3 separate regions of the Homo sapiens genome follow, and regions 2 and 3 are each linked to region 1. The links are chromatin loops, found by intact Hi-C in ENCODE. Cell type or tissue: heart left ventricle. All regions are shown on one strand. Links, peaks and the distances in the headings refer to the core of each region. The heading gives the core; the rest is flanking DNA. Region 1 holds the start of TBC1D21 (TBC1 domain family member 21). Region 2 has its middle 32 kb from the start of INSYN1-AS1. Region 3 overlaps INSYN1 (inhibitory synaptic factor 1).

Region 1 (10,069 bases), core at 1,035-9,034:
ATGGCTCACTCCTGTGGCTTCCCTGGGAAGACTGCTGTGTGGTCACCCTCAGGATGAGGACGCTGGGGAAGCAACTCATCAAGGTGAGACGGTCAGAGGCAACCCTGCACATGCACAGCTACTCTAGTGCCCACTGGGAGACTCTGCTCATTCTCTTCACTCCCAGATTTAAGTTGCAGGGAAAATGCATTATTTTTTCATTAAACATTTATTTTGGAATGGATAGCCTTCAGAGATGTAATTAGCCATGTTATTTCTCTCCATTAGCAGTCCCTGGCATTTGCTGGAGTTTCTTGTCCTTTTTCCTCTCCATTTCACTCTTTCCATCATCTTTATAATCTAGGTTGCAATACTTCCCCACCCCCACCTCCAACCAGCACCACATAGTCTGTTTTTAGACTGAATAACTATTTTAAAACCTGGAGAGGGAGTTATAGCAAACTCCCCCCCCTCCCCACTGGGCTGTAGGATTACAGTCCCCTGAGCCAGCTAGGAGCTCCACGATGCCCACCACTGCCAACAGGAAGGGGGAGGCAGCTCCACGTGACACTGTGACGGCCTGGCTAGTGGCAAAGCTAGGCAGAGCTAGGAAGGTTGTTGGCTCCCCATGTTCTGGCTGGATGATCCCAGGTAAGTTACTTAACCTTTCTGAGCTTCTGTTGACTTCATAGTGTTCAAGGCTGGCACTCACTTAGGTAAAGCACTTCACCGGAGGTATATAGCAAGTGCCCAGTAAAAGGCAGCTGTGGTGGGGAGGTCCACAGGCAAGAGGGAGACTTGGGGACTAAATGAACAGGAGACATGGGTAGCAGGAAAGGCATAGCCTGGGCTTGGTGAGTCCGAGCTACCTGCTTTGGTGGTGACCCAGGAGCCTGGGCTGGGGGACAGGTGACAGGTAGAACCATGAGGAAGACCCCTCACGGAGCAGGACTGGGTGGAAAGAGTAGTCAGGAGCTCTGCCTCAGCTGCCCATGGCTGAGTGTCCCTCTTTTGTCCAGAGTTGCTCCTATGGGTTATTTCTGGAATGCAAGAGAGCTACCTAGGAGGTGGGCTCCCCAAGACCTTAGAGATGGCCCAAAGTGCAGTAACTCCTTAGCCCTCCAACTAGGTTAGGGGATTTCTAGGGTGACTGGGCTGGTTATTGCTCTGGGGAATCCAACTACCTTGGTGCTCAGAAGGGAGCTGTCTCCACCACTCCCCGTCCCTGCTATCCTCACGCTAGTGACACATGACGTGCAGCCATCTCCAGCATTGTCAGAAATGCCATGCTCCATGGAGTTGAGGGCAGAAAGCCTGAAGCCAAAAATCTAAACTTACCCTGGTCCTCCACAAAGAGGGGTAAAGAGAAAAGTGCAGCTTTGGCATGGAAGATCCTTGGCATTTTGCAATGAAATAAAATCAGAATGCGTGTGATTTCTATCAAGATCTAGAGTGCCGCAGACTGAGACAGTCATGGGTAGGTATCCTTTGAAGGGGTTGATACTTGTTAACAGGGATACAGTTGCATGGCATTTCACAAAGTTGTGTCTTGTTGCATTGACATGAAGGGAACTGGAGTGAACCTGCTTTTTAATACTGGCCTTACCTGCTTTTATAGTAATCCTGGTCCCCTAGGTCCCCAGAGACATGCAGAGAAGTGGAAATTGGCTCAGAGGGTCTTTGAACTTGTACATGGATGTCACTACAAGCCTCATGGAAGCAGGCAGCATTTTGATGTGAGTCTAGTTCACAGAAGTAAATTTTCATAGTGATTTTTGTGGACAAGTCCTAGGCATTAGTAATAATACTGGCGATGCTGAAGATAATAATAACTACCACACATTGGGTGCCTCCTGCGCTCCAGGGCCATGCTTCAATTACCTTCAGTTCTGTAAAGCATTACCATCCTCATGGCACATGTGGAGATGCCGAGACTCGGGCAGGGTAGAGAAGATTCGCACTGTGTAGAGGACGGCAAACAGCACAACAATGCCCGCCACCAGGAGCAGCAGAACCAGGATGTCAGCCCACTCCATGGTTTATAGGTGTCGCCACGAAAGACACGACTCACACAGGCACTAGATGGAACAACACTTTACTCACACAGAGAAGAGACAGAGTAAGATCAGCTGCAATCATGGGTTCAGTCCCGCATGGCCAGGGGTCTCCTGCTACAGCAGACACAAGGTGACGGTCTGCACACACCCCTCTTGTGCAGCAGCGGGTGGACCCTGTTTCCTCCCCACCTGGAACAGATATAACAGTGGGGTTGGCCAGGTGCCTGCCACATGACGCACAAGCTTAAGCAGAACAAAGAGTACACGCTGAGTCTGAAACAGGAAAAAGATATTCCCACGTAAGGCGATAAGCCCAGCACAAGCTATGAGAGCTCCTTATCTGTTGGTAAGGAAGTGTTTTTGGCTCAAGGCCACTTGTATGGGGCTGAGCAGAGGTTAAAAAACCACATGCATGAGACTGCCTTTCTCAACCTAGGTCATATCATTGGTGTGCAGCAGAGCCAGGATTTGAACCGGGTCTTTTTGGCACCAAAGCCTATGAGCTTTCTCATTGATGAGAGGTCTTCCCCAGGCCACTCCAAGTCTCCTCTCCCTCCTCATGCCAGCCACATCAGCTAATGGACAGCCAGATTCAGCAGAGAAAAATGAACTGAGTGGGTTTCTCCCTCCTTGGACTTCTTTAATGCAAACACCTAAAATAATATTTTCCCTGAAGAATCCTCACGTATAGAAGTTTAAAGCAGAAAGCTGGATTCCCATCAGAGATGAGAAAATGCATAACAGAAAAGCAATATATGGGAAACCAAGGCACTTGGGCAATTATGTAAATAAATGGACATGGTAAGGATCATTCAGCCCTGGAAAAAAATGGACACATGTAATTCCCTTTCAGAATCTGAAAAAAGAAGAAAGAGGGATGGAATAAAAGCCCTTTTTGCTTCCGTTACAGAGTCCTGCAGTTCTGTTTGAATATTAAGCCTCCATGTGGTTGCTATGGGGCTTTTGTAATATGACTAAACTGTATTGGCTCATTTGGGGAAGGGTTATCACCTACAATTCACAGATAGGATGCCAGAGGTTAAAAGAAGTTCAGTAGTTGATCTATGTTCACCATGTTCGTTTTAGAAGCCAGGTTGAATTGAGCCCTCAGATGTTTCCAATTCCCGACCTGATCCTCATCTTCTCAAGGAACAATTGCAGTGAATCCTCAGTTGCCTACGTGGTTAATGTGGAAGAACAGAGACATAGATAATCCTAAATGATGTCTATGTCTCTTGCTCTAAACATTTGCTTTGGAAACTTCTTGCAGACCTTAGAATGAAGCCACCCTAATGTGCAAGGGGCCCCATCCTTACTCCACACCTTCCCTACTCAACGTTGCCCACCTCCCACTCCATGAAGACCTAGGGGCAGTAGATCAAAGGGAAGAGGCTCTTAACTCTCTCCTAGGTTGAGCTAGGGTAGTGGGTAGAGGAGAGAGGCCGATAATAAGGCATTTTGATTTAAAAGGCCTTCTGCAGTGCCGCAGGCAAGCAGAACAGAAACAGTAAATGAGACAATGAATTGTGTCCGTGGAAGACTCCATATGGACAGTGATTCATTATGTTAATAAGGAGGTGAAAGCCAGAGGTTGACTGTATTCTGATTTCATGTCTGGGGAATCTGTAGCTCAGAAGCGGGGAGCATCCAAATTTGAGGTCAGAGTCCAAATTCCAACACCCAGCTCCTGATTCCAATTTGGTTGGTCGAATTACTATCATCTCCTAATGACTAAGGATGCTTTAGAGCCAGATGGGACCTGAGTAGAAGTGCAAGCAATGCTTAAGGTGGAGAAGAGTGATGCTGGAGCCAAGCAGAGCCAACTCCTTGGGTCCATGCAACAAATATTGAGCACCTACCAAGTGCCAAGTGATGGCAGAACTGGCATTGGGAGAGGGAACCACAGAGGAATCTGATGTTGACCCTGGCCTAAAGGAACTCAGGGTAGGAGGTGATATGGGGCAGGCACAAATCTCTGTCATACATACAGAGAGGGAAGTGAGATGAGGTCTAAGACAGCTTCATTTATTCTCCCATTCAATTAAATCATTAACTCAGCTACTCAGGCACGATCGTAAGTGCTCCAAATAAAAAGCTAAACAAAACTGATCTCCACCCCAGAAGCTACCATTCCAATGCTGAAGCTAAGTCACCCCAGGAGGCATATCAAAACACATTCCCCAGCCCCCCAGGCCCCAGCACTGACATACTGATTCTGAATCTTTATAACTGGTACCCAAGACATCTGAAGCCTGGTTTCTAGTTATTCTCCAACTTTGGGCACTGGTCTGGTGGAATAGGGAGGGAGTCCAGCTAAGAGAGTCCAGAGGAAGAGTCAGAGATAGAGAGCAAGGCTTCATGGCCCACCTCTCCCTGGAAGCCCTCCTTGACCAGCACAGCCCACACTGATCCCCATGTCCTCTGAATCCAACCTCCACTGCGTGTTCTGCAGTTTTGCATTTTTCTGTTTGTTGTTGTTTTTTGTTTTTCTTTCTTTCTTTTCTTTTCTTTCCTTTTTTTTTTTTTTTCCAAAACTAGCAGGTTTAATCCCTCTTCTCCTGCTTGTGTCTCATCTCTAAAGGTGGGTGTTCCCGTGTTCCAGGTCATTGTGATGAGAGTTCCAGGGGACTTGTGACACACTGCTGGCCGGCTCTGTTCAAGTGTGGGAGGTCAGGAGCAGCCAGTTCCTCCTGGGAATGCAACCCATCTCCGAAAAGGATTAAGCATCACTAGGGCTCCAAGTGAGTTCTGATCAGAGGCTGTTCGGAAGACAGCAGGGGCCATGACCACCCTCTCTCCTGAAAACAGCCTCTCTGCCAGACAGTCAGCCTCCTTCATCCTGGTGCGTGTTCTTTGTCAGCTCTGAGTGCCTCCCTCCCCAGCCTCTGGTTGGCACTGGGACCATTTTCCCCTGCTGGGTAGGAAAAGCTAGAACCCTGAGCTAACATAGAAGGTGGAGCAAGGGCGGTTGTACCTTACTCTTACCATCAGCCCAAGGACAGGACTGAGACATCCAAGCCCCCTTTCACCTTCTTTCCAAGCCAGCAAAACCTTCTCCACATATGTGCTATTCTAACTTTATTGAGTTGTAGGTTTGCAGGTGCGAACCTGAAGATGCTGATAGATTTTCATCGGTGCTTTTTGCCAACAATTTTGGTATACTGCCACCAGGTGGCAGTAATGCTTTTGTTAGTAGGTAGTTCTAAACCCAGTTTACAAGATACAGCTATTTGTTAGAAGTCGGCTTCAGTCATAAAAATTTTCCACACGGTATTTTTTCAAAATCATAACTAATTACAATAACTTTAGCCAATCTTAAGTCTCATTAATCATAGTGATTAAGAGAGTGATACATAAAAATGCAAAATGGACACTCCTCTCCCTGAGTTTTAAATGTTACTGCTTTATGGCAAATTATCACCAGGCCTTGCTTTAAATTTTCTTTATATCTTTCTCATTTCTCTGAGCTTAGAGAAGGCTAATAAAATAAACTGTCACATAGCATTTATTATGTACGATGAATGTTCTAAATGCTTTATTTATAGTCATTCATTCTCATCACAACTCTATGAAGTGAATAATGCTGTTGTCTTCCTTTTATAAATGAGAACATGGAGCCACAGAGACTTTGTCACTTGCCTACAGTCACACAGCTTGTTAAGTGGCAGAAGTTGTATTTCGACCCAGACAGGTGGGGTGCAAAACTCAGTATTCTCAAAGTGTGGCATCCAAACCTGCAGCATTAGCACCAACTGGGAACTTGTAAGAATGCAGACTCTTGGGCCCCAGATCTTCTGAACCAATAAACTGGAGACGAAGCCCAGAGATCTGTGTTTTTTGTAACTCATCCCTCCAGGGCACTGTGATGCACAATTAGCTTTGTGAACCACTGTTTTAAACCATTTTCTTCATCACGGTGCTGTACTGATGATACACCCTCCACACCTGGGTTGGTAATAATTGCTGAAGTGGGAACCCCTTGTTACGGTTGGGAGTCTATCTTGTCCTCAGGTGAACTGGAGTAGAAAAGAGAACCTGTCCAGGTGCAGTGGCTCACGCCTGTAATCCCAGCACTTTGGGAGGCCGAAGCGGGCAGATCACCTGAGGTCGCGAGTTCAAGACCAGCCTGGCCAATATGGCAAAACCCTGTCTCTACTAAAAAATACAAAAAATTAGCCAGGCGTGGTAGTGAGTCCCTGTAATCCCAGCTACTTAAGAGACTGAGGCAGGAGAATCACTTGAACCAGGGAGGTGGAGGTTGCAGTGAGCTGAGATTGCGCCACTGCACTCCAGCCTGGGCGACAGAGTGAGACTCCATCAAAAAAAAAAAAAAAGAAGAAGAAGAAGAAGAAAGAAGGAAGGAAGGAGGGAAGGAGGGAAGAAGGGAAGGAAGGAAGGGAGGGAGGGAGGGAGGGAGGGAAGCTTAAGCAAAGTCAATGACCTTCCCTGGGCTTTATTGGAGGTTCTGTGGCTATGAGTATTCAGAGAAACTTGGCATTAAAACCCTCATAAAAAGTTTTTCTTGTCCTCCAAAGGCTTTCTTTTTTTACTGAAAATATGGGAGAAAACCCCTAACCCAATGATGCAGTGGGGAGAGGAGATTTATGCCTGAAGCCAAGGCCTCTAGCAGCAGGAAACTTTTAGAGGGACTGAGCCACTTAGGGCTCCCACTTCTGGTCCCCTTCCCCAGGGGAAGAATGGCCAAGGCTTCCTCAGGTTTGCTGATGTAGAACTTTAACCTGCCTAGATACACCCTGAAGGTGGGAGATTTCCATAGCTGCTCTATCTAGCAGTACGCTTCCCAGGACACTAGGAAAGGCACCACTGCAGAGCTGGAGGGTATCCAGCCCCCTCGCAAACTGCAGACTTCCCCTCCCGGATTACCAGGTCATTATACCCAGTGTATGGAAAAGGGTGTTATTAGGTTGGTTGAGCAAAGAACAGAGGAATATGGGAAGATGAAGGTTGATTTGAGAAGCCACTGTGTTGACAATCTCCGTCACATTAAAGGAGCCCAGATACACATTCTCTGATTTCTAGCATAGGCAGGTAGGTGGTGTGCATGTAGAGAGAGGGCTTCTAAGTGACATTTCCCCCTTTGCCTTCTGCGGGTCAACAGCCTTCTTGTTCTGGTCCTTGGCTTGCTAGCAAGTGTCTGAGATAGTCTTGTGGGTGGCCTATAGTTTGCTGAAGTTTGGAGAGATACAGGGAACTGGTGGGTGTAGAGAAATGGAGTTTCCTAGAAGGAAGAATCAGTGACTTTTTTTGTGGGTTTTTTTTTTTTTTTTTTTTTTTTTTTTTTTTTTTTTTTTTTTTTTGAGACGGAGTCTTGCTCTGTCACCCAGGCTGGAGTGCAGTGGTGCGATCTCAGCTCACTGCAAGCTCCGCCTCCTGGGTTCACGTCATTCTCCTGCCTCAGCCTCCCAAGTAGCTGGGACCACAGGTGCCCACTACAACACCCGGGTAATTTTTGTTTTTTTTTTTTTGTATTTTTTTTAGTAGAGAAGGGGTTTCACCATGTTGGTCAGGATGGTCTCGATCTCTTGACCTCGTGATCCACCCGCCTCGGCCTCCCAAAGTGCTGGGATTACAGGCGTGAGCCACCGCGCCCGGCCGAAGCAGTGACTTTTTATAAACAAATTCAACCACGGCAAAGTAGGCAGATGGCCAATTGTTACAGGTAGAGGTTTAGAAATGCAAATTCTCTGAATACTCAACAGATGTCTTCTTGTGATGTTTCTAATTATTTCTGCCTTATTGCGTTGATGCTGTATCTTTTGTTACGGTGTGCGGTGCATATTACTTTAATTTCAATATTACCTCTCCATTGTGTTTGACTTTTTTTCGTATCTTTGTTCGTCATTTATTTTTTAATCATTGTAGGGCATTTGATTTTAAGGTATTTCTTTTGTTCACAGCTTGTGTAAGATACATATTTTTTATTTGAGTGGAAAATCCTTGCCTTTTAATTCCTTCCCACTGCCCCTCCCACCCCCAGCATGGCATTAGGGTTAAGCCTCTGACTGTTGCATCAAACAGCTTAGGGTTCAAACTCCAGCTCTGATACTTTCTGTATCTAATCTCAGATATGCTAATTAACCCTCCTGTGGTCTCAGTTCCCTGATCTGTAAAACAGTACAAGAACTTTACCACTTCATAGATATTTGCGAAGATTAAATGGGTTGATATATGTAAAGTGCTTAGAACAGTGTCTGGCACATCATCAATTGCTTTTTAATGTTTACAGCTAATAAGAGAATGAAATGCATTTATTTTCATAATTAATTGCTTTGGGTTTCTATCATTTTTATGCTTTATACTTTTATTAATTCCTTGTTGTTTCCTATATTGCTTGCTTTTATTTTTTAAAGTGAGTTGGAAGATGTCCTGTTCCTATAAATTCCTAATTTTTAAAGTAAAAAATAAAGCAATTTCTTTTGACTCCATCCTAATATCTAATAAAGAAATAGAATCTGCAATTAAAAACTTTCCCACAAAGAAAACTTTAGCCCAGATGGCTTCACTGGTTCTACCAAATATTTTAAAAAGAAATAATACCAATTCTATACAAACACTTCCAGAAAACTAAAAAAAAAAAAAAAAAAAAAAAAAAAAAAAAAAAAGAAATCCCTACTCATTTTATGAGGCCAACATTACCCTGATACCAAAATTAGAGATCTTACAAGAAAAGAAACTCACAGGCAAATGATTCTTGTGAACATGGATGCAAAAATTCTAAATAAAATTTTAGCAAATAGAATACAACAATGTATAAAAAGCATAGTATATCATCACCAAGTGGGGCTTATCCCAGGAATGTGAGGCTTACTTACCATTCAAAAGTACTCAATATAATTTACCATACTAACAAACTCAAAAAAAGAAAACCATATGACCATTTCAACAGATGCAGAACATTATTTGACAAAATCCAACATCCATTCCTAATTAAAAACTCTCAGCATGCTAGAACTGGAAGGGACTGTCTTCAACCTGATAAAAGGCATCTGTAGAAAGCCTAGAGTTCACATCATACTGAACTGTGAAAGCCTGAATGCTGCTCCTCTAAGATGAGGAACAAAGCAAGAATGTCTTCTCTCACCACGTTTATTCAACATTGCACTTGAGTTCTAGCCAGTGCAGTAAAACAAGAAAAAATAAATAAAAGGTATTCATACTTGAAAGGAAGAAGTTAAACTGCCTTTACTCACAGATGAACATGCTCATCTATGTCAGAGTTGGCAAATTTTTTCTGCAAAGGTCACAATAGAATTTTTGGCTTTATGTCCACGCAGTCTCTGTTGCAACTACTCAACTCTGCCATCATAGCATGAAAACAGCCACAGACAAAAATGAGTGGGTGTGGCTGTATCCTAATAAAACTTTATTTAGAAAAACAGATTGGAGGCCACATTTGATCCATGGATCATAATTTGCTGACCCCTGGTCTATGTCAAAAATCCCATGGAATCCACAAGAAAGCCACTACGACTACTAAGTGAGTTTTACTAGGTTGCAGGAATACAAGATTGATATATAGAAGTACATTGTATTTCTATTAGAAATTTAAATTTTAAAATGATACTTTTTACAGTAGCATCTGAAATATGAAATACTTATGGATAAACTTGACAAAATATATGAATGACCTAGACACTGAAAACTACAAGACACTGCTGAGAGAAATTTTAAAAGACCTACATAAACAGAGAAATATATTGTGTTCACAGGTCAGAGGACTCAATAATGTCATCAATTCTCCCAAACTGGCTTACAGATTCAATACAGTCTCCACCAAAATCACAGCTGCCTTTATTATAGAAATGGACAAATTGACTAAAATCCTTATGGAAATGCATTTCTAAAGTTAAAGCATTTCCTTTTATAGTTAAGGATCCCGGGACACAGCCCAGCTTTGCCTGTTCCCTTCTGCTTCCTGCCACATTGCATGCTGAGTGTTGCAGTTTCTGAATGAGTGTAGGTTGGGAGAACATGATGACAATCAGAGGGGCAGAAAGCTTGCTCTGATGAGT
Region 2 (10,069 bases), core at 841-8,840, 74 kb before region 1:
TGACCTGGCATTTAGAATGTGTTTTATTGACAGCCCTTTTGCATTTACTGCTGTTAGATCAAGTATTTGCATCATGGAGTAGAAAATAACCCAGTACCTGTTCTTGCCGAGTCCTGAGTGGGGATGGGGAAGGAACACTAGACTGATTTATTACCAATACAGATGGGATAAAAGTTAGGTCTGCAGAGGGCCATAACCAGGAGGTGCTCTGGATCACAGGAAACAGTGGCCTGCAGGAATGAGAGAGGGCTTCCTGGAGGAGGAAGGAACACTAGACCTGGAAGGGCCAGCTGAGAGATGTAGAGGGAACAGGGATCACCTGAAGGCAGCAGCTAAGATGACAATGCTAAGGGGACTTTGGCCTCGGTGTCCATAGGGGACTGAGCAGGCAAAATACCTTCACCTGGAGACACAGAGATCACTGTGGTCATACCAAGCCCTGGTGGGAGGGCGAGGAGTGTGAACTCAGTCTTTTCATCCTAAGAATATGACGGAGAGCCTTGCACATTGGGCCTGGCAGGCAGAACGTGGGGCCAGAGACCATGTGGGCCATTTCAGAGAATGGGAGGCTGGAGGTCCCCACCTTTCCCACCCTGCAACAGGTGCAGCTCATGAGGATCTGAGGAAGCCGCCCTACGTGGTCCCAATTCCTTGCGCACACTGCTGGCTGTCAGTGCCTCACTCTGTTTCCTCTGCCTGTCTTCCTCAAGGCTTGTGCCCTCCGCTGGCCCTTCCAGGTCTAGTGTTCCTTCCTCCTCCAGGAAGCGCTCTCTTATTCCTGCAGGCCACTGTTTCCTGAGATCCAGAACACCTCCTGGTTATGGCCCTCTGCAGACCTAAATTTTATCCTGACCTCTGCCTCCAGGCCTCGCTCTGCCAGCAGTTCTCCTCTATGCCTTCCTTCTAGTCTCTCTCTTCTCCCACCCACAGATCTCCATGCTCTGGGGCTCTCAAAGAATTCAGGGACTGTGGCATTCAAGGCCAGCTGGTTGATGTCACTCCTTCTAGCCTCGAGGAGAAATCTGCTCCGTTGCAACCTATGCCAGCTCAGAGGCCCCCCTCCTCCCACAGATACCCACTCTAAAAAGTCCTCCTCCTCCTCTCACCTGTCTTCCCCCATAAGGGTGACGGAGGTCAGAGAGACATAAACAACCTACGGTTTCCAATTAATTTTTAATTGCAACTTGAAATTCTTAATTGCAGCTGACACGCTATCTCTGATGGAGGCGCGATGGTGAAGGTGGGGGTGGCGGTGACCCAGTTAGAGATGTTCAGCCCCTGTCGGACCAGGCACTGAGCCAGCTGAGGAGAGGACCAGAGGGCAGCCTGAGCCTGGCTGGGCGTGCTGGCCAATTGCCCCAGGAATGCCATGGTGGAGTAGTTGTGCCTCGGGCCCTGGGCCTGCTCCCTCAGAGGCCAGAGGCCTGCACTTTGGCCCATCCTCTGGGGAGGGCTACCAGAGATGCCCCATTTGTCACTGTCTCATTATGGCCACTGAGGGTCCTGACAGGACAATGCGGCAAGCTCCAAGTGGCCCATCAGGGCCTCTACTGGAGCCCGTTTGGACATGCAAAAACCAGCCAAGTTCCAGACAAACAGATGAGTTGGTCACCCTAGCTGGAAAACAATTAGCCCCTTTGACACCCTTAGTTCTGGGAAGCGGGGAGCTGCCATTGAGACACTCTTAGATGGCTGGGGAGCTGCCCCTCCCCTCCTCCCACAGCTGTTCCTTGACCTGAGGTGCCAACATTGGGTCTGTGCGACCACAGGGTCTGTGGGTGCAGCTTCTCTCCTGGGCTAGTCGCCTGTGCGTTCTGCCCAGCAATCTCTACCTCCCCCCTTGGTAGGGAGACAGACAGGTAGATCTGTCTGTCTACCAGCTCCACAGGCAGGTTGTTATCTGATCTGGAGCAAGACATGTCCCTGGTCTGAGCCTTAGTTACTCCCTTTGCCCTTCCTCTAGTTCAGGAGTAGCCTGGTAGTGCCACTCGGGGGTAGCCAGTAGTGTGGTTGGGAGTTGCAGGACAGGAAGGGGCCAGAGATGGACAGCATCATCTGCCTCTGCAGCCTGTCCTGAGGGAGGAGCTCTCAGAGTGTGGGAGAAATCTCGCCCAGCTGCCACCCTGCTGTGGGAGTGGGGCGCCCATGGAAGGAGCCAGTCCGAGGCGTTCTGCCATCCTCTGCTCACCCACCCACTCCTGGCATGCATTTGCAAATTCTTTGGCTAAGGTAGCTAGTTCTCCACAGGCGCTATTACCTGAGACCTGCCAGCTAGTGACAACAGAAAGCCCGCACGTTGACGTCCCTCTTTGGCTTGCCTGGAAGTCTACTCGGGGCTGCAGGACTGGCAGGAGCGGGGGCTAGGGTCAGAGTGGGGCAGAGACCGTGGCTGCTTATGGGGCAGGGAGAGGGTCTGGGCCGGGTCAGGGGCTGGGGGAGTGGGAGGATCTGGAGAGGATGGGCTTTCCTGGGGAGCTGGGGGAGCATCCCATGGGTGTGCTCTGCTGAGTGACACAAATCTGGCTTTCACTCACTCATTCATTAATGCATTCATTCATTCACTCATTCATTCATTCGCTCAACAGAGGTTTACTGAGCAGCTGCCAACTGCAGGCCCCATTCTGGGCCCTGGGGGAACTTAGGAAGGAAACAGGCCAAAGCCAGAATACCAGTCCCAGGAAGCCACCTTTTCTCCAGGGGTGTGGTTCATGCCCCCTCCTGGCTTGGCCCCCTCCCTGGTGGACCCCCTACCTTCTCTATCACAAGTCCAGGTCTGCAGTAAGGTAGACACAGGGTCCTGGGGTTCCAACCTGGTCCAAGGGAGCAGCCTGGAGTGTGCTTAGAAACATTTGTTGACTAATGGGCTCAGGGACTGAGGGCCTGGGGAGCCTGATCAGGGAGCCTGCACCTGCCTGTCCCTCGATGTCATTCCCTCAGTCTTCCCGGCACTGAATGAGGCCCAGTGTGGGCAAAGCCGCGTCATCCTTAGCAGGGGCCCCCATCCCAGGGCTTATGAGGCACCCCAGCTCCCCAGGAGCCCCTCTGGGAAGCTGCAAACTCTGCTTTCCATACTTCAGAATTCATCTGTCCTGCCACCCCTTCCTTCAGACCCCCTGGGAGTCAATGGGACTCAAGGGATCAGTGAAATAACCCAAAGTACATTTATGATACAACCCCCTCAACCATGCATTCTGCACCTCCACACCCCTCCAAAGCCCTGCCCTTGGGGAGCCTGGAGACACATGGAGAGGGACCTGCCTGGGTCCTAACAACTGTAACATGTGAACACTGACCCCAAGTGACATGGAACCCTTGTGATATGGCAGGTGCCACACTTGGCACTTTACATACATAGTCACATGCACTGCTTATAGTAACCCCGGAATAGGCACTATCACTATCCCCATTTTACAGATGAGGACACTGAGGTGTAGGGAGGGCTCTCACTTGCCCATGATCATTCAGCTGGGGAGTGGGACCTCACACACAAACCCAGGGGTCTGACTGCTGAGCCCATGCTCCTAATGTCCACACGGTGCCCTCCTACGAAGCGAACCTAACAGCAGAGCACGATTAACAGCAGGTGAGGACAAAAGTACATCAGCCTGTTGGTGCTCAGAGGGGACGAGGCCCCTGTAAACGGAACACTCAGCGAAGGGCCCTAAAGGAGCGGGGATGGGGGCTCCTCAAGGCAGATCCTGAGCAGGACCCGCCCAGCACCCGCTCCCAGCCTGTCAGGAAGGCTGAATGAAAGAACACCGTGTGGATCTTCCTCTGGCCCTTGGAGGCTGTGCCCTCTGCTCAGAGAGGAGGAGCAAGGACATTAGCAGGAAGGGCTGCAGAGTGAGCTAAGGTCTGGAGGTGAGGATGACTCTGAAGGCCTTCCTGGAGAGCAGGCTGAGGAGGTAATGCCTGACTTGGTGGGGGAGGGGTGCTGAGGACCCGCAGGCCACTGTGGAATTGGACCCATCTGGCTGAGGCAAAGGCGCTGGCAGTTATGTTGCACTAAGTGGGCCAAGAGGTGACCTCTGCTTTGGTCTGACTTTGGCCACAGACCTAAGAATCTGGATACAGTTGGGCTAGAAGGGCCTTGGCAGACTGCACAGCTCAACCTGTCTTGTGCAGGTGGGAAGTGGGAGATCCAGGGAGGAGGGACTTGCCTGCACCCTCCCCACCTCCTGCTTGGGTGTGTGGCCCTCCCGCTGGGTGGGAAGAGCAGGCAGGAAACATTGTCTGAGGTTTCCAACCACACGGGAGGAACCCTGAAAAGACATTCCTGAGAGAGGCATAAACTAAGACCTAGAAAAGACAGAGGCTGACCTCACAGCCCCTGACTTCCTGCTTCAACCTCCCTTCCCAGCCCAGGCCAGTCTCTTCCCCATGGTCGCACCTTTGCTCAGCAGTTCTTCCCAGCGGGAATGACTGCCCCCACTTTCTATCTTTCTGTCTCTCTAACACTCACTTGATATTGACTGGACTTTTATGTATAGTTGGGCCCAACCCTTAGAACTAGCTCCAAGGGCTCTGGTTCCTCCAAGAATTCTCCCGTGATCGCATCTACCTGCTGACCTCTCACTCCCTTGTGTGACCCTGAACCTGAGACTGGCTCTGACGAGACAAATGGGGTGCTGTGAAACTTCCCTCATCCGTCCACAGGCCTGCTGCTCCTCCCCTGCCATGCTCTGAGCTCCCTGAAGAGGTGACCCCACTGCAGGCTGCCCTCCAGTCCTCTCTGCAACTCCCAGAGCAATCATACTGGAGAAGAGAAGGTCACCAAGGCCTGGGTCCCAGGGGAAGCTGAAGAAGACCCCTCCAGCTCACACTGCCTGCCCTTGTCACCTGCATGGACAGAGAAATGGCTTCTGTCCCTGCAGTCAGACAACCAGGCTTGTGGGCTCTGTAATCTCCATGACTTTATCCACCCTTCCCCTCAGGGTCTTACGGGACATCGCTATCTTTCAATCTCTCCAAGACTTATTTAGCCAGAGTCTTTACCACACTCCTACCTGAGTTTATCCAGCTTCTCTTGCATGCCTCCGGTGACAGGCTGCTCACTATCCACAGGGTCACTTCTTATCCTACCAGGGCTGGTCAAAACCTGTGTCTCTTTAGGTCAGCAGTGCCTGGTGCCAGAGGTCCTATCAGTAGACCCAAAGCTGGGTGAACAAAACAAAGGCTGGGCAACTCACTGTCACCTGGGCATGTGACCAGCCTTTGCTCTCCACTCTGGCTAATTCTTTTGTCTGGGGGCCACATCGCCTGCCTGCCCTCCCTCCTTCTGTGCGATTTTCTTCTTCTTCTCTCTTTCCTCCCCCCACTTCCTTGTATCTAAGGATTGCATGAGTCACTTCACTTTGAGCTGCCAGATGTCGGATGCAGTTGGGCTTGGAGTGGAAGCCAATTTTTTCCCTTTACTCAAAAAGAGCTTGGGGCTGATGAAAGCCCCCAACACTGTCATCCTGGATTTTTCAGGACGGTAGGATGGCTGCGTCAGCTAGCACCACTTCTTCCAGGTTCTGGCCTGCCCACCGTCCGTTCCCAACTTGGGAGGGCAACTTGTCCTCTCACTGGCACCAGGCATAGGGCCAGGCCAGCTCTGTGCAGTCCAAGGCACGCTCAGAATGGCCCTCATCATCTGGCCATGCAGAGCTTTGCCAGTCTGAGTGGAGCCCAGGGCTCAGGGCCAATCCCCGCTCCATCCAGGGAGTTTTCAATGAGAGCTAGGTACCTAGCTCCATGCTGGAGCTGTGGGGGAGACAGGAAAAAATAAAGAAGGGCCTCGCCTTCAAGGAATTGGCAGTCTGTCTAGGGAGATGAAATTCATACAAATAGTGGTTCATGCGTTTCTGTTTGGATTGTGCATCCACTCCCAGACATGACCTCATCCAGTTCTCACAGCTATTCAGCATGGGTGTCATCATCTTCGTTTTACAGATGAGAAAAATGGGGCTCTGAGAGATTAAGTGACTTGCCCAGGTCACATAGGTGGTTGTGGAGCTGGGCCCTGCCTCATTCGCTGGGCTCCAGAGCCTGGCATCTGTGCTGAAGTTGGAAAGGAGGGAGGGATGGCTTCCAGGAGGAGAAGGCCCACTGTCCTCTCCCCGTCTCCTCCAACTGAGGCTGGGCTCTCTCCTTTGCCATGAGAATATACCTATCTTGAGCACATTCCAGAGGTGCTAGGCAGGCCAGAGATCTTGTCTGTTGGGGAGTATGGAAGTGGTGGGGTGCTTTCTTAGATTGGGCTCCCTTGAACCTAAAGCCTGGGGCCAGGACTTGGGTACAGGAAGTGTATTGGGAGATTTCAGGAAGAGGGTAGCTGGGTAGTGAGACAGGGAAGGAGGAAAAGCTGATATAAAGGAGCATTAACAGAGAAGCCGCTGTGGAGGGCAGGGCTCTACTCCCCTGGTATCTCCCAGGACTGAAGGCCTAAAGGACGGAAGTCAGGGGGGCGGGTTATATATTGGCCACCATCACCCATTGGTTGGGGGGCTTCTCCAGGGAGGTGATGGCTCCTCTGGACTCCAGGAAGAAAGTGGAATCCCTGGCCTCAAGTGCTTGAAGCGGATGCTGAACTTGCACAGAACTGCCTATCCCAGAGTGTGGCTGGGCTGGAAGTGTCTTCTGCGGCAGAGAGTTAGGAACATTTGGTTCCGGGCAACCACATCTTAGGCCCTGCTGCCACCATGGAAGGCCCTGCTTCAATGACCCAGTGGGCAAGTTTTATCGAGCAGTTACTGGTGGGTGTCTGGCTGGGAGTCCCGGAGTCAGGTCAAGAGAGAAGTAAAGATTTAGGGGAAGGGGAAGAAAAAGACGTCTACACACTCCTGATTCATTTTGCCTACCGTCAGCATCAGTTCCGTAAATCTCTCCCCTTCCTGCTGGCTGGCTGGTTCCTCAAGGGCAAGAATCAAGTGCTATCCATCCGTGTGCTCAGCTCCAGCACAGGGCCTAGCCCCGACATGCCCAGAGGTGCTGCACTGAAAATCCAGCATGGGATTATGGCCCAGCCTTGGCTCTTGGCTGCCAAAGGTTGAATGTGGGTCTCTGGGCTCATCTCACAAGGCCCTGGGTCTCCAGGGCAGGGGAAATGAGGAGCAAAGCCACCCTTTTTTTTTTGTCATTAACAGAGTAGGGCCTCTGGCTCATAAAGCCCTGGGATCCCGCTCCCTCCCTTCTCTTTCCACTTGATTACTTGTCTCTGGAATGGAGTGGTTTCAGGCTGCCAAGTGTTTTGGGGAAAATATCCTGTATAAGAAAGACACATTCCCTCCATAAACTCGTATTGTGTTTTTGATTGTCTCCCATAAAGGAAGAGATGTATCTTCCAGTTTATGTTTACGACTGTGTAGATTAAAAAAAATCAATTCTTTCACTCTACATTTTTTCAGCCAAACTTCCCCCAGCAGCCTTTCTGCTGGGCCAACAGGCTGATGCCCAGAACTCGGGGCTGGAGGTTTCTCTGCCATCTGTAGGCAAGCAGGAGAGGCCAAAGCCTCGGACTGGCTGCAGGCCTGGCACAGGAAGGGAACTTCTTGTCCCTGCTTGATTTCTAAGCCAAGTTGGCTCTGGAAGGCAAGGGGTTGGCTGAGAGAAGGTGGCCGGCAGGGAAATAGGAGGCAGCCCCAGCCTGCACCAGCACCCTTCACCAGGCCCAGTGAAGCCTCTGATGGAGGTGGCAGGGAGCTCTCCCCGACCAGCCTCAAGTGCTGCTGCCTCCTTCATGAAGCCTTCCTGATTGCCCAGGGTAAATGGAACTCCTTGATCTGTTAGCTTCTTTGCTGGACCCTCTAGATTGATTTCTGATTGATTTTTGTCTGCTCCAGGGTCATTTGGAGTGATGGTTGCCTGGTATTTGAATAAAGAGCTCCCCTATCAGAACATTCAGGTTCAAATCTTAGTGCCTCTGTTCCTACTGTATGACCTTGGGCAACCAACCTACTTAACCTTTCTGAGTCTCACTTTCCTCAACTGGCAGATGAGGGGCATTTTGAGGATTAAACCAGGGGTATTTTGAGGATTATGGTCGGGTTTCAAACCATACCTTCTTTCCTGCTTTCTTTTTCTCCACATCACTTAGCACCATCTCACATCTTATGCTTCGTTTTGTTCAGTGCCTGTCCGCCCTCACTCCAGGAGGGCAGGGGTGCCTGTGCATTGCTCCCTGCCACATACCTGGCACAGAGAGGCGGCTCCATGGAGCGGACCGGATGGATGGTGCAGGATGAGCACCAGGCTCCGCATCAGGGCACAGTAAATGTTGGCTCTGTGCCCTTTCATGTCTGGAATCCCCAGTTTGGCATTGCAGGCAGGGGAAGCACTGTCCATCCAAGGCCGATCCTGAAGGTGGCCCAAGAGCCTGTCCCCAGCAGCAGACTGCAAACCCTTTGGGTACAGGGACTGTCTCTTGCCATTCCAGGGTCCTCAATGCCTATCAAGGGGCTTGCTCACATGGGCCCTCTTGGGATCAGAATTTCTTCCTATAAGAGGCCAGAGAACTGATGGAGGGTAGTTTTAGTCTAAACCATGCTGGCGGGTGCCAGGCTGTGGACTGCCCCATGTCTGTCACCAAGCTCAGCCCAGATGAGCCAGGCATAGGTCACCAACACACTCGCCCACCAGCTCAGCCCACAGCTCACACTAGCCTCAGTTATCTGGTTCCAGTTTGCCAAAGGCACTCTGACTCCAAGGTGGAGTGGGGAAGCCACTGACTTCTGTGTCTGGCAGGCTCCATTTCTGGAGAGTCAACTGAGGCCAAGCCCAACCTTCTTGAGCCTCACTTTTGACATCTGCAGAATGGGTGTGGGTGGAGATTTCAAGCAGGAAGCTAGTTCTCCAGTGGGACCCCTTCTCCTGGCAGCCCCTCGACTTGCCGCAAGTTCCAGCAATCACCCCTCACCTCCCTCTGCTTTTCCTCAAACCTTTTACAACCTTTTATTTTGTCTAATCCTCATGACAGATTGGTGGAAAAGCCACCAGGAGTTATTATGCTCATTTTAAAGATGAAGAGACTGAGGCCAAGAGGCAAAAATCATGCTTGGGGGTTGGCGAGGGGGTCCCCCAGCAGCCTGGGGCCAGACAGACAGTTCTCCTGCCTACCAGGCAAGCCCCAGCACCAGCTCCAAGCATCTGGAGGGCTGCAGCAGGGCGCTGGAGGGCTGCCCCCTGTCCCCCTCCCTCCCTCCCAGCTCCACTGGGGGGGTCTGCCGGGCTCTTCTCCCTCTGCCTTCTAATTGCTTGGAAACAGAGCTGACGGCAGTGGGAACAGCTCAGCCACTGCTGGTCTCATGACTGGAGGCTTTTGTTTGTTCACAGAATCATATTTTTACACTCTGGCTTCCGCTAATTTATGCCGCAGACTGAGCTCTCCCTTGCTGAAGATTGAGTTTGGGAGGGTGGGGAGTTGATTCCTGGGTTTATTTAGTCATCTTGGAGCCTATCAGAAGCCAAGCAGGGGATAAATTAACAACAACAAAAAGTAATAATAGCCAGGCTCAGGGTTTATTTTCTGGCGGTTCCCTCCTCCAATAGGCCTGCCGTGTTCCCTTAGCTCATCTGCTGAAGGAAGCTTCGCTGGGAAAATTAAACGGCTCCTCATTTAAGATGGAGCAATCAGCCCTGAGCTAGTCGCTGCTCAGCACCTATGGGAGCTCATCCCAGCTCAGCTGCAAGGGGAGAGGGAGGCAGGGAAGCCTCAGAGCACCCCCAACACACACACACACACACACACACACACACACACACACACACACGCACACGCACTGTAGCTGCTACCTCGCTCTGTGTGAAATGATGACGCTCAGGTGCACAGTTGCAACATCCTGTAGGAAACTGGGCTCTGTTGGAAGCAATCCAGGAGGGCTTCCTAGAGGAAAGGACCCAGGGATCTGAGAATGGGAAGGAGTCTGAGCCTGACCCATAATAGGCCAAAGGCGGGGATGGGGACAGCACTGCCGCAGAGAAGTGGGGAGGGGAAGAAAGCCATTTGGGGAGCCTAAATTTTTGCAACATCTCTCCTGAGATGGGCTCTGCCTCTACAAGTGAGGGTTGGGGCAAAAACACTCTGTACCTA
Region 3 (10,069 bases), core at 1,450-9,449, 130 kb before region 1:
AATGCAGCTGGCCCCTCTCCCCAGAGGAGCCCCTGGCACTCATCCTGTGAACCAGAGCCCTATCGCTGATCAGCACCAAATGGCTGAGGATTTCCTGGGGCTGATAGAGGGGCTCAGACCCTTGGTTCTCAGACGTGAGCTGGGAAGAGCTGGCCATGGCCTGCGCCATCCCTGGATTTCCACACTGGTGGCTGCACCCTGGCTAACTCTTTAGGGCTCCAATCTCACCATGAGCTTGAGGAATAAGCTCTACATTGCAGAGCCTCCTAGGTCTGCTCAGTCTTATCCAGATCATATCCCCTGCAGCTGCTCCAGACCGGCCTGTACAATCTCACTGTATGTCCACAGCCGGGGCTGGATAGCACCTCTTCAGGCAGGAGCAGTGGGTGCTGCCAGGCCTGCTGCTCAGGCCCCCTCCGGACAGACGCTGGGGGGCTGTAAACCTGCCTTAATTGAAATATGCAACAGGGAGGCCCCCAAGGAGCGATGTCTTTGCTGTGCTGCCAGTCCCACCTCCCTGCTCTGAGCGAGGGGCTGTGAATCAAGCTGCAGTCAACTTCTGACCTCGAGCTACTGCGAGGGACCAAGCAATGGAGTGTTTGTGACCCAGGGGTGGCTCCCAGTTGGATGGAGGTGTCTTCTTTGGCCATCCCACTCAAAGCCCCTGTGCCCTGGAAATCACTGGACATCTGGGTTGAGGCCACACTGACCACAAGGCATGTCCAGTGCCTTCAGTTTGTCAAGTGCTTTCACAGTCACCATCTCGTCGGAGCTCCACAGCAGCTGGTGAGGTAGGTGAAGACTACCAGACCCATTATACAGAGGAGGTAGATAGGCTCAGAGAGGCAAACGGACTTGCCAAGGTCACACAGCTGCTAGCTAGCAGAGCCAGGCACAGCCTGGAAATCACTAATTCTTGGGGGCAGAGTAGCACAGGCTTTGTGGCTTTGGGGCAGGTACTGAACTACTTTGAACCTCAGTCATCTCATTTGAAAAATGGGGATAGGTGGGGGCACAGTGGCTCACGCCTGTAATCCCGGGACTTTGGGAGGCTGAGGCTGACGAATCACTTGAGGTCAGGAGTTCAGACCAGCCTGCCCAACATGGTGAAACCCCGTCTCTACTAAAAATACAAAAATTAGCTAGGCGTGGTGACGCATGCCTGTAGTCCCAGTTGCTCTGGAGGCTGAAGTGGGAGAATTGCTTGAACCTGGCAGGTGGAGGTTGCAGTGAGCCAAGATCGCCCCACTGCACTCCAGCCTGGGTGACAGAGCGAGACTCCATCTCAAAAATAAAAAAAATAAAAATAAAAAAAGAAAGAAAGAAAAAGAAAAATGGGGTAATAATACTTCCTGTCTCATCAGGTTATTGTGGTGATTAAATGAGATGCTGCTATAAAAAGTATTCGGCATAGAAGTAGCATAGAGACCTGCTCAATAAATGTGAGCAATATAATTGTCATTATTATCCCAAGGATATTCAGCTGCTGTCCCTGTGCTGGCCATGCCCCAGATGAAGCCCTGGTACCTCTAGGCTGTAACCTCATCTTTGTTCAGGACCTGCTGAGATGGGCTCAGGGGCTGGGTGTGGAGACATCGGGACGGAGTGGGGACCACTGGGCTCCTTTCCAAGGCTGCCCACCTGGTGAAGGTGGCCAGGAGCCTGTCTACGGCCCTAATTTTTAGCCCCATGGAAGTGGCTGCCTACTTCCTCGCACAGATCTCAGGTCTGCTTAGGGCCACGCCAGGACTGGCTGAGGCTTTGCCCTGAGGTTTTGGTCTTGGTCTCAGAATCAGGCTGAGAATGGGAGCTGAAAGGATTGGGGGTGGTCCAGACCCTCCAATCAAACCCCTGCCCAGCCCAGGCGATCCTTCAGGCTCTGTGGATGCCCAGCATCCCAGCACGGAGGCCTGCGCCATGGGAGCAGCTTGCCATTCCCCTATGTCCCAGGCAACCCTAAGATGGAAGGGGGTGAGGCAGGACTGTGTATAGCCGAGTAAGTCTGCCTTGGAGTAGAAGGATGGTGGGTGCAAGTGACGCAGGGCCTGGCCAGACTGATGCCACCCCCAGGCCCTGAGTCCTGCAGTCTCCAGACCACCCCGACTGTGAACCCTGGCCTAAAGGGACACCACTCCCTTTAGAGCCCGCCTCCTGCAGGGGAGTCCCCTCTAGGACATGGCCCTGGCCATCAGCCAGACTCCACCACAGAGTTCAGGGGCTAGCAAAAGGAGGATCAGACCTCCCATCAGTTTTACATACTTTCAGATACCCCCTTCAGGAGCCCCGCAATGAGAACGGAGGAAGGGCAGTCCTGCCCACACCTCCTGGGACCTAGGAGGCCAATGGGCATCTTCATGTCTAAGAGGAGCTCTGTGAAAGCTTTGGGGCCTGTGGGGCCAGATCCTTAGCATTTTTAAATTTTATTATGACTTCATTTGTTTAAATATATATATATATATATATATATATATATTTATTTATAGCTCTATGTGCCCACCGCCCCCGGCCCCCTCCCCGGCCCCTAGTTTTTCCCCCTGGCTTTCTGTCTAGTGGCTGTGTAGGGCAGAACCGTCTGCGTGCTCTTGTCTGACACTGTCTGGGTGCTGCTGTTCCTCGTGACCCTTCGAGTCTGTTCAGGGGCCAAGGTAGAGCCTGAGTGGCGGCTGGTCAGTGGAGAGCGCCGTGACTTGTAGGGGGCTGGGGAGGGCTTGTGGGGGCCTGCATGGGCCTCTGTATGGGCAGGCTCAGGGGGCAAGCCCACTTCTTCCTCCTCCACCTCCTGCTCACCGTCCCCCTCCTCATCGTCACAGCACAGAGCATGGTAGAGCACTTTGTCACTGAACCGCACCCTCTCCCGTGTCCCTGGGGTCCGCTGGGGCAGCTGGCTCTTCACCGTGGGGCCAGCACCAAAGGCCTCCTCACTGGAGGAGTCTGGGGTCTCCACTCGTGGCCCATTGGGGATGGGCGTGCCACCATTCATGAGGCGGTAGTCAGGGCCAGCCCCTGGCCGAGTCGACTCGGGACCATCCACGGAGTCCGAGGGGGTAGAGACGTCCAGGAAGGAGCAGAACTCCCAGCTGTCTGAGAGGATATCGGCTGTCATGAAGTCCAGGTGGCCCAGGTCAAAGGGGCCACCCATGCCCGCCTTGTCACTGCTAGAGGTGCTGCTCACAGTGGCCGTGGTCCAGTCGTCCGGCTCCAGTTCAAAGTCGAAGTCCGAGGTTAGCTTATCGATCTGGCTCACCACCTGACCAGGGAAGGGGAGAGGAGATGAGAGGGGCCAGGTGGGTCCCTGCATCAGCCAGGTGTGAGTGTGTCTCCACCCCATCCCTGTAGACCCCTGGCTGATGAGCGTACTGGACAGGGGAGAGCCTGTAGGATGGTGACTGGCCTGGAGGTCACAGGTTGGTTTGCCCTGTGGAGGGCCCAAATCAGATCAGGCTGGACAGAGCTTGTTCCGGCCCTTCCCAAAGGTCTGTTTACCACTGTTCAGTGCCCTGGGGGAGAGGGAACTGCTTTCCAGCCCTGCACACCATCCATTCACTCACCCCTGTCTCTCAAACACAGCAGCTGCTCTGGGGGCAGCCCTGGTGATCAGGGATGAATCTTCCTTAGTTTGAGAGGGGGCCACTTCAGAGGGGCTGAGGGCCTCCAGCAAGCCCATTCCACAAAGAGCTGAGCAGCCCATGCACCCTCAGAGAGGAAATGATGTGGGTGATCACAAGGAAGACCCTGTGTGGGCTTTCTAAAGCATCCTGGACCAGTCCTTGCAGCTGACTGGTGACTGTCGCCCCTGGGTCTCCACCATCCCTCACGGCAAGAACACCAGGTGTACAGCACTGGCTGGGTCACCCCACCCCCATCTCCATCTCCCGGAGCCTCCTCATTCCTTCCCCTTCCCTGCCCACTGACAAGTGGAGATCAATCCTGGCTTGTTGAGAGAAGGAATAAAGCAAGCATTATTTGATAAGCAATAAAGAAGCCATCTATTCTGGGCCCAGAGCTGCTTGTTCAATGCACTCAGGGGGCAGCTCAGCTGTGGAGGTCACTCCACCCTGGCCTGCCTCGCATAAAGTGAAGCCCTTGGCTTCTATACAGAAGGCCCTGGCTTGGGACACTCCCTTGCCTGGGTGGCCACTGTCAGCACATAAATCAGGGAGGAAGACAGTGAGGGAAAGAGGGAGATCCAGTCAGAGACACAGGGATGGGACAGGGCAAGAGAAGGGAGAGAGAAGATTCCAACCAAAAACAAAACAGAAAAACAATGAAAACAAAGCAGCGAGGCCAAGAGTCAGAGTAACAGAGACCAAGAGATCCACAGTGAGTCATCCAGATCAGAATCCAGCCCCCAGCACCTCTCTGGCGCCCTTCAACCTGGGGTCAGAGCAGGCAATTAATTAATTAACTCATTAAGTCCTTAATTCAACAAACAGTTGCTAAGGGCTGCTGCTGTCCAGGGATGTGCTAGTATTTGGCAAGGAGTGGGGGTAGTGAGTGCCCCAAAGTGAGAGGAAAGCAAGGACAAAAGTGATGGCCAGAGTGGCTTGGGCCAGTGGGAAGACTACTTGATCAGGAGTCAGGGGCTGGATGCAGGAGACCTGGTCAACCATTTTTCCTCTGTAGGTCTCAGTTGCCCAGTCTGTAAGCGAAGAGGGTGGGTGAACTAGTTTATTTCCAAGGTTCCTTCCATGTCTGAGATTCTAGGACTCTGTTTATAGGAATGACTCTGAGAGGCTGCTTGGGTGCTGATGCCTAGGGATGGCCCCTCAACCATTGCCCAGGCCAGGAGTGGGGAAACCACTTGGCTGAGGCCTCCAGAAGAGCTGGAGGAATCAGGACATCTGGATTCCAGACTTAGCTTTGACATTGTTCTGTGTGTCTTTTGGAAGATCACAGAACCTCTCTGGACCTCAACCTCATTCACCTCCAAGTGGGTATGACAATCCCAGACCACCAAGTGAGTATGACAATCCCAGCCAACCTTATGAGAGCTTCATGAAGGACAGTGAGAAGGGCAGCAAAAGGACTCTGCAAAGCACTGGGGATGAAAATGACACCACCTCCCATCTCTGAGCACCTACCATGCACCATGCTTTCGAGTGCTCACCTCCACCCATGAGATCATTATCTCCTGTGTCTACAGATGAGGAGTCTTGGGCACTAGTCCCTGGAAAGCTGAGAATCTCCCCCTGCGGCCCCCTGCAAAACTGCACACCATCATGAAGTGCTGCTGTGACTGCTGGGCTTGGGCAGGCGGCAGGGATAGGGCCCTACCCTCCAATCTGGCTACTTCTTCTTGTGCTTCTCCCAGGATGATGCCTTCCTGCCCCAAAGGAACCTCAGAGAAACTCCTATCTCCCAGAAGCCCTTGCTCAACCCAAGCTCCACCCAAGGGCTGGTGGGAGCACTGGCCTAGCGTAGGGACACTCAGACTTGAGTGTCCCTCAGCTCACTCCCCAGAGTTTCTGGTTCTGCTGGTCTGGGGTGGTGCTGGAGAAGGTGCCTACCTAGTGTGCCTCCAGGTGCTGTTGCTGCTGGTCCAGAGACCTGCTTTGAAAACCACTAGCCTAGGGCACTGGGAGATTTAAGCTGGGTGAAGACCAGCAATTCAAGGCATTGATGGCCTCAGGAGAGGCCCACCACCTCTGGGGCAGCTATGCCCTCAAATGAGACTCCCCTGATCAAGCCAGAGCTGTGGAGTTTGCTGCTGCCTGAGGGCGGGGCAGAATGCCAGTAGGAATTGGAGTTGCATGACTTGGCTGTGACCTCACAGGGTCAGCTGAGGCCAGGCTGGGCCCAGAAGCTGGGTCTCCTGATGCTTAGTGAGGACAAGCACCATTGGGCCTCAGGCAGGGAAGATCCAGGGTACACATGGCAGGAGCCCAAGCCTTCAGGCTGGAACACTCCCCCAACCCAAGAAGCCCTTCCTCTTCTTTATTAGTACACTCCTCTCTGGTTCCAACCTGGGGGGATGGAGGAAAGAGAAAGAGGGAGGCCTGCATTCCCGAGTCCCACGTCTGCCACCTCTTGGCTGAGAGACCTTAGGCAGATGATTATCCCCCTCTGGGGCTTGATTTCCTGTCCTATAAAAGGAAGTAACACTCCCCTCCTCACCCAGGGTGATGAAAATTTAACAGATATGGGCCGGGTGTGGTGGCTCATGCCTGTAATCCCAGCACTTTGGGAGGCCGAGGCGGGCAGATCATGAGGTCAGGAGATTGAGACCATCCTGGCCAACATGGTGAAATCCCGTCTCTACTAAAAAATAAAAATAAATTAAAAAAATTAGCTGGGCGTGGTGGTGCGTGCATAGAGTCCCAGCTACTCGGGAGGCTGAGGCAGAGGAATCTCTTGAACCCAGGAGGCGGAGATTGCAGTGAGCCGAGATCGCGCCACTGCACTCCAGCCTGGCAACAGAGAGAGACTCTGTCTCAAAAAAAAAAAAAAAAAAAAAAAAAAAAAAGAAAGAAAAAGAAAATTTAACAGATATGAATGTGTCACAGAGTCAAGATAGCTAAATACTTAAGAACCTGGGCTCTGGAGCCAGACATGGAGTCCTACCCTGGCTTCACTGCTTACCAGCTGTGTGACCTTGGCCAAGTTACTCAACGTCTCTGTGCCTAAGTTCATCATCAAAGGAGAATTCTAGTAATACCTACTTGATAGGGCTGTTGTGAGGATTTAATGGCTTAATGCGCTTTGGACAGCATATGGAACAAGGCAGACTACCAACATCTACAATGCACCGTTGGGGGCTAACATGTGATCATGCCCCCGCACCAGGCCTAAGAGCAGTGGGAATTAGTTCTGCACCAAAGGAATGACCCTCTGATGTGGGTCCAGTGACTGTGGCAGAATTTCCAGTGCCTGTGGCAGAATAATGGGACATGCCAGGCCTTTCAAAACCTAGCACATGGACAGTACCTATTTTGCCCAAAGTTAGGGCTGTCTCCAGAAAGAACAGAACCAGAAGAAGTTCTAAAAACCAACTGGCTATGAGGCCCACAGGCAAATCTGGCCCAACCTATTAGGTGAGACAGGTCACACCACTTGATGAATGACATAGTGAGGATGTGAAAGGGAAGCCATGTGCCCAAGGGTATGCAGCTTCTCTGTGGGGGGCCTGGGTCAGTTCACAATCCCCACTGCTCTTCCCTGGTGCCTCGTTTCCTGGGCCAATGGTGAGGGCAGGTGTGGAGCAGACCCCAGTCTTGTCTTGCTCTCTGCTTTGGATGTCTTGAAATCTGTGATTTTTCCCTGAGGTTTAATAATCATTTTGCCTACATGTAATTTGGGATTGTCTTGGAGTGCATGGAAATAATTATATACACAGAAGGAAAGAGAGGGGGAGAGAGAGAGTGGAGAGAGAAATTGAACCATAAAATTACAGAATCAGACAACCCCCAAGCCAGAAGGGACTGCAGGCACTGTTGAGTCCACCTGTCTCAATGTGTTTGCCGAGGGGGGCAATGAGGCTCAGAGACTGGGAGGAGCTGAGCTGGGACCAGAGGGTGAGTCTTGACTCCTGGGCATTGCACCTTAAGACCAAGAATGACTTGCTCTGAAGAGACCAAGAGGGAGCCCTAGAGAGCAAGGGCAGGACTGAGGGCTGTGGCAGAACCTGCAAACCTCGTGCCAGAGGTGTCCCCAACCTCTGTCCTGGTCACAGCCTTAGCGCCCCTCGCTGAAAAACTGCACCCATCTAGTCTTTCCACCGATAGCAACTTCCTCCCAGCTCTTGCTTCATGCTGCACCTAGGGAACTTTCTTATCAGCCAACAGGTCCACGTTGCCCCTGTGCTTCCAGCCCTTCCATACTCCCCAAACTCCTAAGCCTCCCAAACATAACTCCCTACCCACCCCCTTTCCTCTCCAGCAAGCAGCCTCCACCCTGCCAGGCCTGCCTCCTCACCACCCCTACACACTCACACTCCATCGAGCTCACTTCTGCCTCTGGGCCTCACCTGACACGCCCTCCCTCCTTTCCTACTCACTCCGTCTTCACTTCGAGAAGGAAGCCTTCCCTGATCCCCAGCTGAGGTCAGGTTCCCTATGAAAGGCTCTCAAAGCACCCTGCACCTCTCCTGAAAATGTTACACAATATTTAACACTGCTACAATTTTGCACCTATATGTTATAACGTGGTTGATGTCTGTCTCCCCACTACACAGTAAACCCCATGAGGAGCAGGACTAGGTCTCTTGCTCACCGCTACATCCCCAGCTCGGCACAGGGATCGGCACATTCTGCAAACACAGCTGTTGGATGAGTGATGAGTTGAGACAGATGGCTTAATAAAAACTACTCGGGAGGCTGAGGCAGGAGAATGGTGTGAACCCAGGAGGCAGAGCTTGCAGTGAGCCGAGATCACACCACTGCACTCCAGCCTGGGCGACAGAGCGAGACTCCGTCTCAAAAAACAAAACAAAACAAAACAAAACAAAAAAACTGCTGGGGGCTTCTTTTCTGAGGAAGAGTTCCATAGACCTGGACAATCCTATATTGCCAGACGCCAACCCTCTCTCCAGCCCTGGCTGAGCCCCCTCTCCAGTGGAAGCTTTGCTGTGTTCCTTAAGGCCTTAGAGCTAGGACTGAGGACCTGTAGTCCCAGAACCAGCATCCTGTACCCCCGGACCCCCCACCACACCCCCCACCCTGCCCCACCTCACCTCCCCTGACAAGCTGCCACCTCCTTCCCTCTCTCCCAGCTCCCCAAGGCAGCTGGTTACATAACTGGGGATTCTGCATTATTTATGACCACTGATTATTTTTTAATTCTGTGATTACGTTATTATCTTCTTGGGGGGCTGTGGAGTTGGAGGGGCAGCGAGCTGATCGTGATTCATGGCTCTCATCCTGCAATTTGGCCTAATTGGCCAGGGAGCTTTGGTAAATCTGTCCGGAGGAGGAGAAGGCAAAGGGAAAAGGGAGGAAAGGAAGGCGTGAACAAAAATAATAAGAAAAAAATCCACGCAATTCTTGCTGAGCTGCAGGTGATGGAGCTGACCCACTTTGGCGCAGCTCCGTGGTCCCCAGCCTCTCCTGCTCCAGCTGCTTCCTGGCTGGGCCCCATTTATCTCACACTTGCATGGCCTATGGCTTTCCCTGCCACCTTCAGACAAAGCCCCTTGCCGATGGGACTGCACAATGGAATGGCCAGGAAACAGAATGCCAGGATGACTGCTTCCTAGGCAAATCCGGTGGGGGATCCTCCACTGCCACCCAAGGCTGGGGAAACGTTGTGCCAACCCCTCCATCTTCCTGAGGTGTTTGGGCCAAAGTGAGCAACTGTGCCCTTAAGTTATATCCCACCCAAGAGTCACCGATGATGTGGGAGACACTGGTGTTAATGCAAGGATCACTATTGAGCCCCCATGTTGAGTGACGCCTGGGGGAGGGGGAAACCAAGGATGAGGAGGCCAAGTACCTGCTCAAGGTAAGCTCAATACCTGGGGGCCAAGGACAGGGGCCCTTAACCCTGCCTTTGGGAGCTTCTGGTGGGTGGGTAACAGGGGAGCAGTGGGGAGGCAGATTCCCACCCAGAAACATGACCAGCAGATTCCTGGAGAGTGTGTGGGATTCTCACTGAGAACGAATCCAAATTCCGTGCATGCTGTGCATGGCTCGACGGAATCTGACTCCCTGCTCCCTCTTTGACCTTTCCTCTACTCTTCTCCTTGTTCACTGCCCTCCAGCTGCTCTGGCTTCCTTAGCTGAACCTGCATATGCCAAGCACACTTCCTCTTCGAGACCTTGGCACCGGCTGCACCCTCAGCCGGGAATGCTCTTCCCCTAGATAGCCATGTGACTTGTATCCTCACTTCTGTGGGGTCTCTGTTCAAAGGCCACCTTATTGGAGACCCCCTTCCTGCCCCCATCCCTGTCACTCTCTATCTGCTTTTCCCACTGGCAGGGAGTGAGACTGCTGACTGCAGGAGAAACTAAAGGGCCCCAGCCAGGAGGCCAGGATGTGGTCCTGACCTCCCTGGTCATGGCTAAGAAACTGATGTGATTCCAGAAAACAAGGCCGTACGTGGAGCTGAGGAGCAGGCCAGTTTTAGAATAATTCA

The links. Hi-C counts contacts between places; a loop is a spot of excess contacts. Peaks named below come from ENCODE experiments on the same cell type or tissue, not always from the same donor. Only the 100,000 strongest peaks of a DNase experiment are listed, where the experiment ranks them.
Region 2: a loop joins it to region 1, with 2.4 times the contacts of the local background. A loop is called at or near these places in 4 of 110 quality-filtered maps.
Region 3: it touches region 1 in a loop (2.2-fold over the local background); 2 of 110 quality-filtered maps call a loop at or near these places.

The regions. Positions count from the first base shown.
Region 1 is chr15:73,868,892-73,878,960 of GRCh38, forward strand. It overlaps TBC1D21 (TBC1 domain family member 21), which reads left to right and starts at 4,673. Exons shown (of 11, transcript NM_153356.3): 1 at 4,673-4,878. The coding sequence starts at 4,819. It overlaps LOC102723657 (a long non-coding RNA gene), which reads right to left and starts at 4,644. Exons shown (of 6, transcript XR_932455.3): 1 at 4,404-4,644; 2 at 3,052-3,212; 3 at 1,861-2,225; 4 at 1,586-1,721. In heart left ventricle, for the core only: a CTCF peak has its summit at 5,204 (motif pointing right); a DNase peak (open chromatin) is centred at 2,250; H3K4me3 peaks cover 413 bases; H3K27ac peaks cover 564 bases; H3K27me3 peaks cover 477 bases.
Region 2 is chr15:73,795,399-73,805,467 of GRCh38, forward strand. No RefSeq gene overlaps it. Among named protein-coding and RNA genes, the nearest start is that of INSYN1-AS1, 32 kb to the left of the region's middle. RefSeq lists enhancers at 1,850-2,808, 3,396-4,075, 4,076-4,754. In heart left ventricle, for the core only: no CTCF peak of the experiment used is centred there; DNase peaks (open chromatin) are centred at 1,323 and 5,623; H3K27ac peaks cover 3,446 bases.
Region 3 is chr15:73,737,396-73,747,464 of GRCh38, forward strand. It overlaps INSYN1 (inhibitory synaptic factor 1), which reads right to left. Exons shown (of 3, transcript NM_001039614.3): 3 at 1-3,247. The coding sequence ends at 2,522. Among named protein-coding and RNA genes, the nearest start is that of INSYN1, 11 kb to the right of the region's middle. In heart left ventricle, for the core only: no CTCF peak of the experiment used is centred there; a DNase peak (open chromatin) is centred at 5,776.